Regions from separate parts of the Mus musculus genome. Here region 1 is linked to region 2. A link is a loop called in an ENCODE intact Hi-C map of the cell type or tissue named here. Cell type or tissue: gastrocnemius. All regions are shown on one strand. Links, peaks and the distances in the headings refer to the core of each region. The heading gives the core; the rest is flanking DNA.

The links. Hi-C counts contacts between places; a loop is a spot of excess contacts. Peaks named below come from ENCODE experiments on the same cell type or tissue, not always from the same donor. Only the 100,000 strongest peaks of a DNase experiment are listed, where the experiment ranks them.
Region 1: it touches region 2 in a loop (2.6-fold over the local background); 7 of 42 quality-filtered maps call a loop at or near these places.

Annotation. Positions count from the first base shown.
Region 1 is chr11:67,895,683-67,900,076 of GRCm38, reverse strand. Usp43 (ubiquitin specific peptidase 43) reads left to right here. Exons shown (of 15, transcript NM_173754.4): 4 at 1,101-1,193; 5 at 2,721-2,856. Among named protein-coding and RNA genes, the nearest start is that of Usp43, 24 kb to the left of the region's middle. In gastrocnemius, for the core only: a CTCF peak has its summit at 2,586 (motif pointing left); DNase peaks (open chromatin) are centred at 2,602 and 2,875; H3K4me3 peaks cover 243 bases; H3K27ac peaks cover 1,002 bases.
Region 2 is chr11:68,406,211-68,410,604 of GRCm38, reverse strand. Gm31954 (a long non-coding RNA gene) reads right to left here. Exons shown (of 4, transcript XR_879961.3): 4 at 4,031-4,394. Among named protein-coding and RNA genes, the nearest start is that of Gm31954, 9.0 kb to the right of the region's middle. In gastrocnemius, for the core only: a CTCF peak has its summit at 2,235 (motif pointing right); a DNase peak (open chromatin) is centred at 2,253.

The DNA.
Region 1 (4,394 bases), core at 150-4,149, 510 kb after region 2:
CTACAATAATGGCCTGGAACTTTCCACCCTTCTACCTTAGCCTCTTGAGTGCTAGAATTACAGTTATGAAATACCACATCTGACTCTTGGAAAGTTTTTATACTTAAGATGCCAGAGTCCCTCCCCTATGTCATTGATATGTAATGTATGTCAGGAAAACCTGGAAGTCTGCACCTTTAAAAATCCATCTGTGGACTAGGCTAGTGAGATGGCTCAGAGGGTAAAGGCACTTGTTGCCAAACCTGATAACCTAAGTTCTATGCCAGAATCCACATGGTGGAAGGAAAAGACCGACTCCCAGAGACTGTTCTGACTCGATATACATACTGTGGTACCCTTCCACTCTCCCTATCAATTAAGCAAACAAATGAATAAATAAAATAGCCATCTCAAAAAAGCGATTCATGTGTTTTGGGGGCTCAGGGAAATCTGGTACCCAGGGAATAGTCACATTCCACTTACTTTGCCCCCAGCTTCTAGAAACCACCGATTTGAAGTGCATCTCTTTGGCATTTCCTATTCTAGATAGCTCATATAAATAGAATGATACAGCCGGGCAGTGGTGGCACATGCCTTGAATCCCAGTACTTAGTAGGCAGAGGCAAGCAGATTTCTGAGTTCGAGGCCAGCCTGGTCTACAGAGTGAGTTCCAGGACAGCCAGGGCTACACAGAGAAACCCTGTCTCGAAAAAACAAAACAAAACAAAACAAAACAATAAATAAATAGAGTGATACTATAGATCTGGGCATTTCTTGGTACTTGACATATTTCCGGGGACTATGTATTTTTGTTTTTGTTTTTTTGTTTTTGTTTTTGTTTTTTTTTGTTTTGTTTTTTATGGCTGAGTTGTATTCCACAGTGTGGATGTACCACATTTTGTCTACCCCCTTATCTATTGCTGGGTACTCTGGTTGGTTCCGGCTCTGAGGCTTGTGCAGGACTGCAGCAGCATTCACACGTAAGTGATCATTGAACACCTGCTTTCAGTTCTGCATGGAACTGCTGGAAAGGAAGTGCTGTAGTAATTCTGTGGCGATGTTTGAGGGCTACCAAGCTACCTAAGTGTGATGACGGTTCATCTCTGCTCTTGCCTTCACAGGTCTTCCTTGACTTGTCCACACTGCCTAAAACAAAGCAACACCTTCGACCCTTTCCTGTGTGTGTCCCTTCCCATCCCCTTGCGCCAGACGAGGTACGTGAGTGTCCCAAGTGCTTCGACATGCCCACTGTACTTGGTCCCTCTTTCCTCTTTCCTGAGAACCTTCTCTTCCTGGAGCTGCCATTTTCACTTAGCTGTCTCTAAGACTGGTTGTACAGTCAGGTGCCACTCAGGTAATAGGCAATTAAAGAGAAAGGGGTGTGCAGTCTCCAGCTGATGAACAGGATGCTTTTGTGTGTCTGTGCTGAGTCCACGCAGTGTCCTGACTTAGATCTCTGGCCTGCTCAGGAGCTAGCACAGCCCCCACTTCAATCAGACAAGGGCTTCTGTTGCCACATGCTCTTCCCTGCCATATCTCACAGTCTTGTCCCTTCCTCATAAAGGTATGGAAAATTTTTTCTTTTCTGTCTTTCCTATTTATTATTTATTTATGGACAAAGTCTCATTCTATAGCCGATCCCTCTGCCTTAGCCTCCCAAGTGCTGTGTCTGTAGGCATGAGCTACCACACTTGATTCTAGGGAGATTATTTCATGAAGGAGGAAAGAAAGAGAAAGAAAAAAAGGCTTGTTTGGTACAGGTGAGGAAAAAAAATTGGTATTGGGGTGAGAGAGCAGTGGGTTGCAGTGTCTGAAAGCAAGGCCTGGCAGTGCAGTCTCTTTCCCAGAATCCCACCTTGCCATCAACACAACTGGCCTGGCCTGTGTTGTGGAAGGTGACTGTAGGAGCCAGTGTGGGCCTGGAGGTGGAGGTGTTTCTTCATTGTGTTCCCACCTTGTTCAGTCCTGACTCCTCCCCTTCCTAGCCACATCTGCATGCTTAGGATCTAGCAGAACACAGGACTTCTTCACAAAGCCACACATGACAGTCACACCTCCATCTGCTGAGAACTGCTGTGCTGTCTGTGTCATAAGCATGACAGTGGTCTTATACAGTAGCATGGGTTATACCACCGTTGATAGAATCAAAATGTGGGCTGTGACTGAGGAGTCTCCGTACGAAGCACAGTGGTTAAAGCAGTGACTCTGGGGCAGACTTCCCAGGTTCTAATCCCAGCTTGTGACTTGGCTACTTACTACAGCACAGCAGTCACTGTCCCTCAGGAGTGGGCTCCGGGGTCTGTGAGGGGAAGTGAAAGCAGAGACTGGAAGGGAAATTTTCATTGATGGGAAAGTGACCAGTAGGGTTGATTTCTTCTAAAATAAGCCACTTGGCTGTTTTGATTTACAAAATGCAGAGTTTTCTTTGTTTGTTTGTTTTATTTTATTTTATTTTATTCATTTGTTTTAGCTGTTTAACTGTTAACAGTCTTAGGATCAGAGGGACCGGATGGAGATCTATATAGTATAATTTCTACTCAAAATTCTCTTATGTTCAACCCCATGGAAAAGCAGTTTGGGAGATTTGACTCTCTCCTGCCACCTAGTGGCTGGGCACCTAACGTGCAGGGACCTAATTAGCAAACTGTGTCTAAGGACTGAGCCTGCCAGCCATGGACCATGGCATTGGTGACCATTCCCTTCAGTCCTTTAAGAATTTTGGCTCCCTTTCTGTTTTCCAGATTCTTGAGTGTCACTTTGGTGTTCCCCTCAAAGAGCCAGCGGTTTCTGCGTGTTGGCTTGGCCGTGCCAATCCTCAGCACAGTGGCGGCCTTGAGGAAGATGGTTGCAGAGGAAGGAGGTGTCCCTGCAGAGGAGGTGTGCTGGAACGGCTGGGGCCTGGCCATTGGATGACAGAATGCTGACTGGGCCAGCTGCCCAGGCTAATGTGTGGTTCCCAGATGACTCCAGCATGACTCACTGGCTTCTATTTGATTAGTTGTCCCTCGGTGTCTGTGGTGACCCGGCCTTGACTTCTGCATTATTACTCAGGGTGACCGCAAAGAGACACTTTGCAGTTCAGAAGGTGATGGTAATTGTGATCCAACAGCAGCTAACCAGTCATGTTTACTAAGTGTGGGCCCTGTCCCTTGATGGTTTTCTCCCTCTGTCTCCCCTCCCTCCCTTCTGACATAAGGTCTCACTATATGATTCTGGCTGGCCTGGTACCCCTATATATATATTCCAGGGTGTCCTTAAATTTCTATCCATCCTTCTGCCTCAGCCTTCCCAGTGTTGAGATATAGGCATGTGGCACAGCGCTCAGTTTATCTCGTGAGTTAATCTTGACCACTCTTATAAAGAAGATATTACAGAGATCTTCATCTTGGAAGTGAGGAAAAAGGTTCAGAGGGGTTAGTGAATTGTCCAAGGTCACACAGCAAGGAGGTGGCTAAGCTGGGATGGGAACACATGTGGCTTTATGCTTTTCCACTCCTGAGAATATCGGCGGGGTACCGGAGGGATGCTTAGTGAGATGCAGATATTGAAGGTTTGTGATAGGAGAGGAGATGGAGAAGGTGGGAAACTGTTCTGCTGGCTTAAGCCTGCCTCCTTTGTAGCCCAAGCTGGCTTTGACCACATGACCTTCCTGCCTTGGGCTCAGCATGTACCATCAGACCTGTCTTTGATTGATTGATTGATTGATTGATTTTTTATTTTTTATTTATTTAGACAGCATCTCATTCTGTGGCTTAGAAGGCACATACCCAAACAACCTGTCTTTGTTTCATATATGTAGTTGTTAATTACTTAATTTTTGAGACGGGACCTTCTCACTCTGTAGTTTAGACTGCTGTGGAACTGACTGTGAAGCCCAGGCTAGTCTCACACCCCTGGTAATTCTGTCCCTCAGCCTCCTGAGTGCTGGGGTTACATGTGTGAGCTGCCACATTCGGCTTCACTTTGCTTCCTAAGGAGTCCTTGTGAAGAATTAGACCCCTGTGACGTGTGGTGGGATAAAAGTGATACAGTGACAAACACCATGGCAAGATGAGAGGCCACATGAGTTTCCTAGTTGCTGTGACCAAATTTCATGGCAAAAGGCAAGGGAAGAAGGGCAGAAGGGTTCATTTTGGCTTTGAGGGCTACACTGTAGCCTGCCATTGCTGGGGGATGGGCAGGACTGAGGCAGCTGGTCCCAGGTCCGCCTACAGTCAGGGAGCAGAGAGAGATGGATGGTGCTGGTGCTCTGCTTGCCTTCTTAGCATTCCGCCCATCCCCAGGCCATGGGCGGCTGCTGCTCACATTCATGGCGAGTCTTCATCTTCAGCTAAACCTTTCTAGAAATATACCCATGGGCACTTGCAGCTGCGTTTCCACGGTGATCCTGAATGCAGTCAGTTGGCAGTAAAGAC
Region 2 (4,394 bases), core at 137-4,136:
AACATACCTATCTGAATATTGCCTTTCTATCCTGAAGCTCTACTGAACTAACTTATTTTTAAAATATAATACTTGTATTAGGCTGGAGAGATGGCACAGTGATTAAGAGCAGTGACTGCTCTTCCAGAGGTCCTGAGTTCAATTCCCAGCAACCACATGGTGCTATGGATGTGTGTGTGAGGGTTTGTCTTTACAACCATCTGCTATGGGGTCTGATGCCCTCTTCCGGTGTGTCTGAAGAAAGCAATGATATACTCATATACATAAAATAAATAAATCATTAAAAGTAATACTTGTATTAATCCTTCGAGAATTTCATGCATGGTGAACTCACTGACTTGTGTAAGAGAATCTCCTTTTGGTTTGTGCGCACAGAAGCCTCGCTTGGGTCCCGCCAGTCCTGCTTTACGCTGTCAACAATATGAGTTCTTATCTCCAAATATAATTTTTGTTCTAAGATGCCTGCTTGATTATTGTTAACATCAAGTTCTCCACTGGAATCTTACCCATTTGCCTTTCCTTGTTGTCCCATTCAACATACCTACTACCTCCATTTTAAAGTTCTTATCTATTTATTCCAAACTTTGGATCACTGCAAGGCTCCCACTGCTGTCTGCCCCTTTTTCTTCACTGTTGGTGATGCGTTCCTCTCCCTACACGTGCCATATTTTCTTATTGTATCCCAGATAGTGCATCCAAGAGCCTTGGAGATGGAAGTCAATTTGTTTTCCCTTAGTGAGGGTTTGTCCTCTTCTCAGAGACATTTAACATAAGGGGTGATCATCACCTCCGTCCATTCAAGAATGAGGGATGTGGGGCAGACTAGGAACACCTCTGCTGTGAGACCTTGCTGGGCACGTAGCTCAGGCATAGAGCATTTGCCTAGTATACGCACAGGGTTTAATCCCTAGCAACACATGTATACACACACACACACACACACACACACACACACACACACACACTAATTATTGTGACTTAACCAGTTGTTTTGAGTTGTTGCAACAGAAGCTTCCACTGCTTATTGCATTGTGTTTGGAAGGAGTCCCTCAGATAGTGTGGTGGTTTGAGTAAGAATGGCCCCCATGGCAGGCTTTAGTGGCACACATCTTTAATTCCAATATTTGAGAGGCAGAGGCAGGATCCCTGTGAGTTCAAGGCCAGCCTGGTCCACTTAAGCAAGCTCAGGACAGCCAGGGTTCTATTACACAGAGAAACCCCGCTTTGGAAAACGAAAGGGGACAAAGAAGACACTATTGTGAAGTGACTTCAAATGTGGAGAACATAGGTACAACAGCTACTTAACCGTTTAGGATATGTAAGATACGTCATGAATTAGAAAGTTAAATGTGTCAGTTAAAAAAAAGCATGATGGCTCAAGACTCCTGGTGAGCCTCAACTGAGGGCAGGGGTTGGAAAGAGAATTGGTCAGCAGGGTGTGGCCTGGCTTTCAGGACTTGCAGAGACCTTGGCTCATCCTAAAGCTGGAAGCCTTTCACCTTTGTAGAGTAGACTCAGCCACCCCCAGCCTCCCCCGTGCTAACTAGGTGATCAGTGAGGAGCCCCGATAGTCCTGATGTCAACCTTCATTAGCACTGGGAGGAGTCCCACCACTGTCCTGCTCATAGCCAGCAGGATGTGGAGAACCACAGACAACAGAACTTCAGACTAAGGCAAGGAGTGGTGGTGAGCTCCAACTTTCACTCTCCCTGATCTTCGCTGGCCTGAATTCCTCAACTGGCCTCAAGCTCGGGAAACCGAGTACTGGGATTACAGCCATCACACACAGTACACTTCTTTATTAACGTATTTAATTACATGCTGGAATGACATCTCTGGTAGCCAGTAGTAACAGATATACATGACACTTCCTGTTGTTTCCAACCAATGTTATACGATATTTCTTTAAAATATGCTGACTTACTGGGGGGGGGGGCAAAAAAATCACAAGTAGTGTTTTTGTCTAATGAATAATAATTACCATAATAATCATTCAAGGACGTGTTAAATTTCAGTTGGAGAGGCCAGATCTAGTTGTGCACTCGGGAGGCAGAGGCAGGCACATCTCTGAGTTCAAGACTAGCCTGATCTACAGAGCAATGTCCCGGACAGCCAGATCTACACAGAAAAACCCTGCCTTGAAAAAAACCAAACAAAACATTTCAATTGGAGCTGAGTGAAAATATCACCTAAGTAAGGCACAGAAACCTGCAGTGTAAATAGAGACAGCCCCCACTAGAGGGTGCTAGTGTTGTAGAAAGAGGAGTGTCTGACTGACCTCAGCTGTCACAGCTCCAGGCCACCATCTCTTCCCTTAACCCAACCTCCAGGCCTTCCCAGGCCATCTCTTCCCTTCCACCTACCTCCAGGCTTGTCCATGCACACTGTGCTCTTAAGAGTGGAAGATTCAACTTTGCTGTACTAACAGGTCTGACTTTCAGCCCGCTGGGCTAACCAGAAAACAAAAGAACACACAAGATTCTGGTTCTGAGCCGAAGCTGTGTCCCACATCTTTGATGGTTTGATGGACAGCCAAGTCTCAGAGGGTGACCTCTGATGAAATCTGAGGAGGGCCACTAGCCTTCTGGAAAGTTCTTTCCACTATGTTTGGGAACATGTCACCAGGGTCAATGGTGGGCGAGTCGCTTCCACCTTGAATGTGTGGATGTGACAGTCAGAGCGGCTGAACTCTATGTAGAGTCCTCTCAAAGGGGGGCTGGGAATAATTCCCACCTGGGGCTGAGCACAGCAGTAGTGCTCTTCATCCCCAAATGCAGAGTGAGCCCAGGTCAGTTCCTCCATCGCCATTTCCCCTCCTACGTGCAGCTTTGAAAGCACTTGAGAGGCAGTGTGATAGGGTGGCCATAACCACACCCCTAAGCCTGGGGGGGGGGGCAGCGCTTCCCTATCAGGTGAGAGCCATGGGGCTGTGTTTCAGCAGCCTCCACAAAAGCAGAGCCTAGACAAGCTCTGTTAAGAAACCCAGCCTTGCCACCTCCTTAATGCAACATCAGCAAGTCGTGGAACCTCTATGTCTGAAGTGGAGAGAGGGGCAGCCCTGACCTTATGAAGTTGTTATATTGACATGACTCAAAGAACACAGTGCACTCCAAAGACGGCCCAGCCTACAGGAAGTACCAATGAGGAGCTGCCCGCCGCTGACAACTGTCAGCACGGTTTAAGACAATGAGACAATGCTGACACCATTCTTGCCCTCGTGCTTCCTCTCTCATGACTCTGAGAAGTTAGCCTCTTTCTCTTTCTTAAAGAGACTGTTCTCTGGCTCAGGACGTAGCTCAGTGGAAGGCTATTTACCCAGTATGCATCAAGCCCTGGTCCCATCACGGGCACAACAACCGCATCCATCACAGCTGACAAAGAAAACACCTTTTTGAGCCCACTGCTGTCCTTCCAGGCTCTACAGGTATGGCGGGAGAGTGACTTTGTCTTTTTACATTCACCTAACATGGTGTTACCATTGACACTGGTGACTTCCTATCTTTGTGGAGGAGCTCTGCCAGAGGGCTGAGCATCTAGGCCTGAAGTCAGATGCCCTGTATCCAAATGGTGACTCTGATGCTTTGTAGCATTGTGACTTCAGGGTGACTTGATCCCCTTTTGACTCAGTTTTCTCATTTCTGAAATGAGACATTAGAAGCACTGTACTACTCTAGCTCTTAGAACAGGCTGGACACATAGCCAGTGATCAATATGTGCTAACTGCTACACTGGCTTCTTGACCACCCCAGGCTGCCCCAGGGTCATAGCCTTTACCTGCCCTGTCCCTGCCAAGGAAAACCTCTACTCTCCTACCTGACTAATACCTTCCCCAACCTCAAGTTTCAACATAAGTATCTATTCTCCAGTTGTGCCCAGAGTCTCAGCCCCTAGAGTCTCTGTACATCTTTTTTTTAAGGTTTATATTTACTTTTATCTTCTATGTATGTATGAGTGCCCCCTGTGTATGTATGCATACCATTTGTGTGCCTGGTGGTCACAGAGGCCAGAAGAGGCCATTCAGTCCCCTGAAACTGGAGGTATAGGAGGTTGTGAGTCACCATGTGGGTGCTGGGAACAGAATCCCAGTCCTGTACATGAGTATCAAGTGCCTTCTACTGTTGAGCTATCTCTCCAGCCTCATCTCTTAACTTGTATTGCTTATCTGCATAGCGGTCACACAGACACATATGCTGTTGTTTATTAAATATTTGTCTTCCCCACTAAGCTTAGAGCCTGATGAGTCCACAGCTGTGTCTGCCCAGTTCCGTGTCCTTGAAGGCTGACATGCCAAAGGAGTCCATAAATGTCTGCACACTAAATAAACCACGCAGGCTTCCAAACGGCTAGTGCATGTGGGTGGATGCCAGGGCGGGAAACATCTGAAGCTGAGGCTT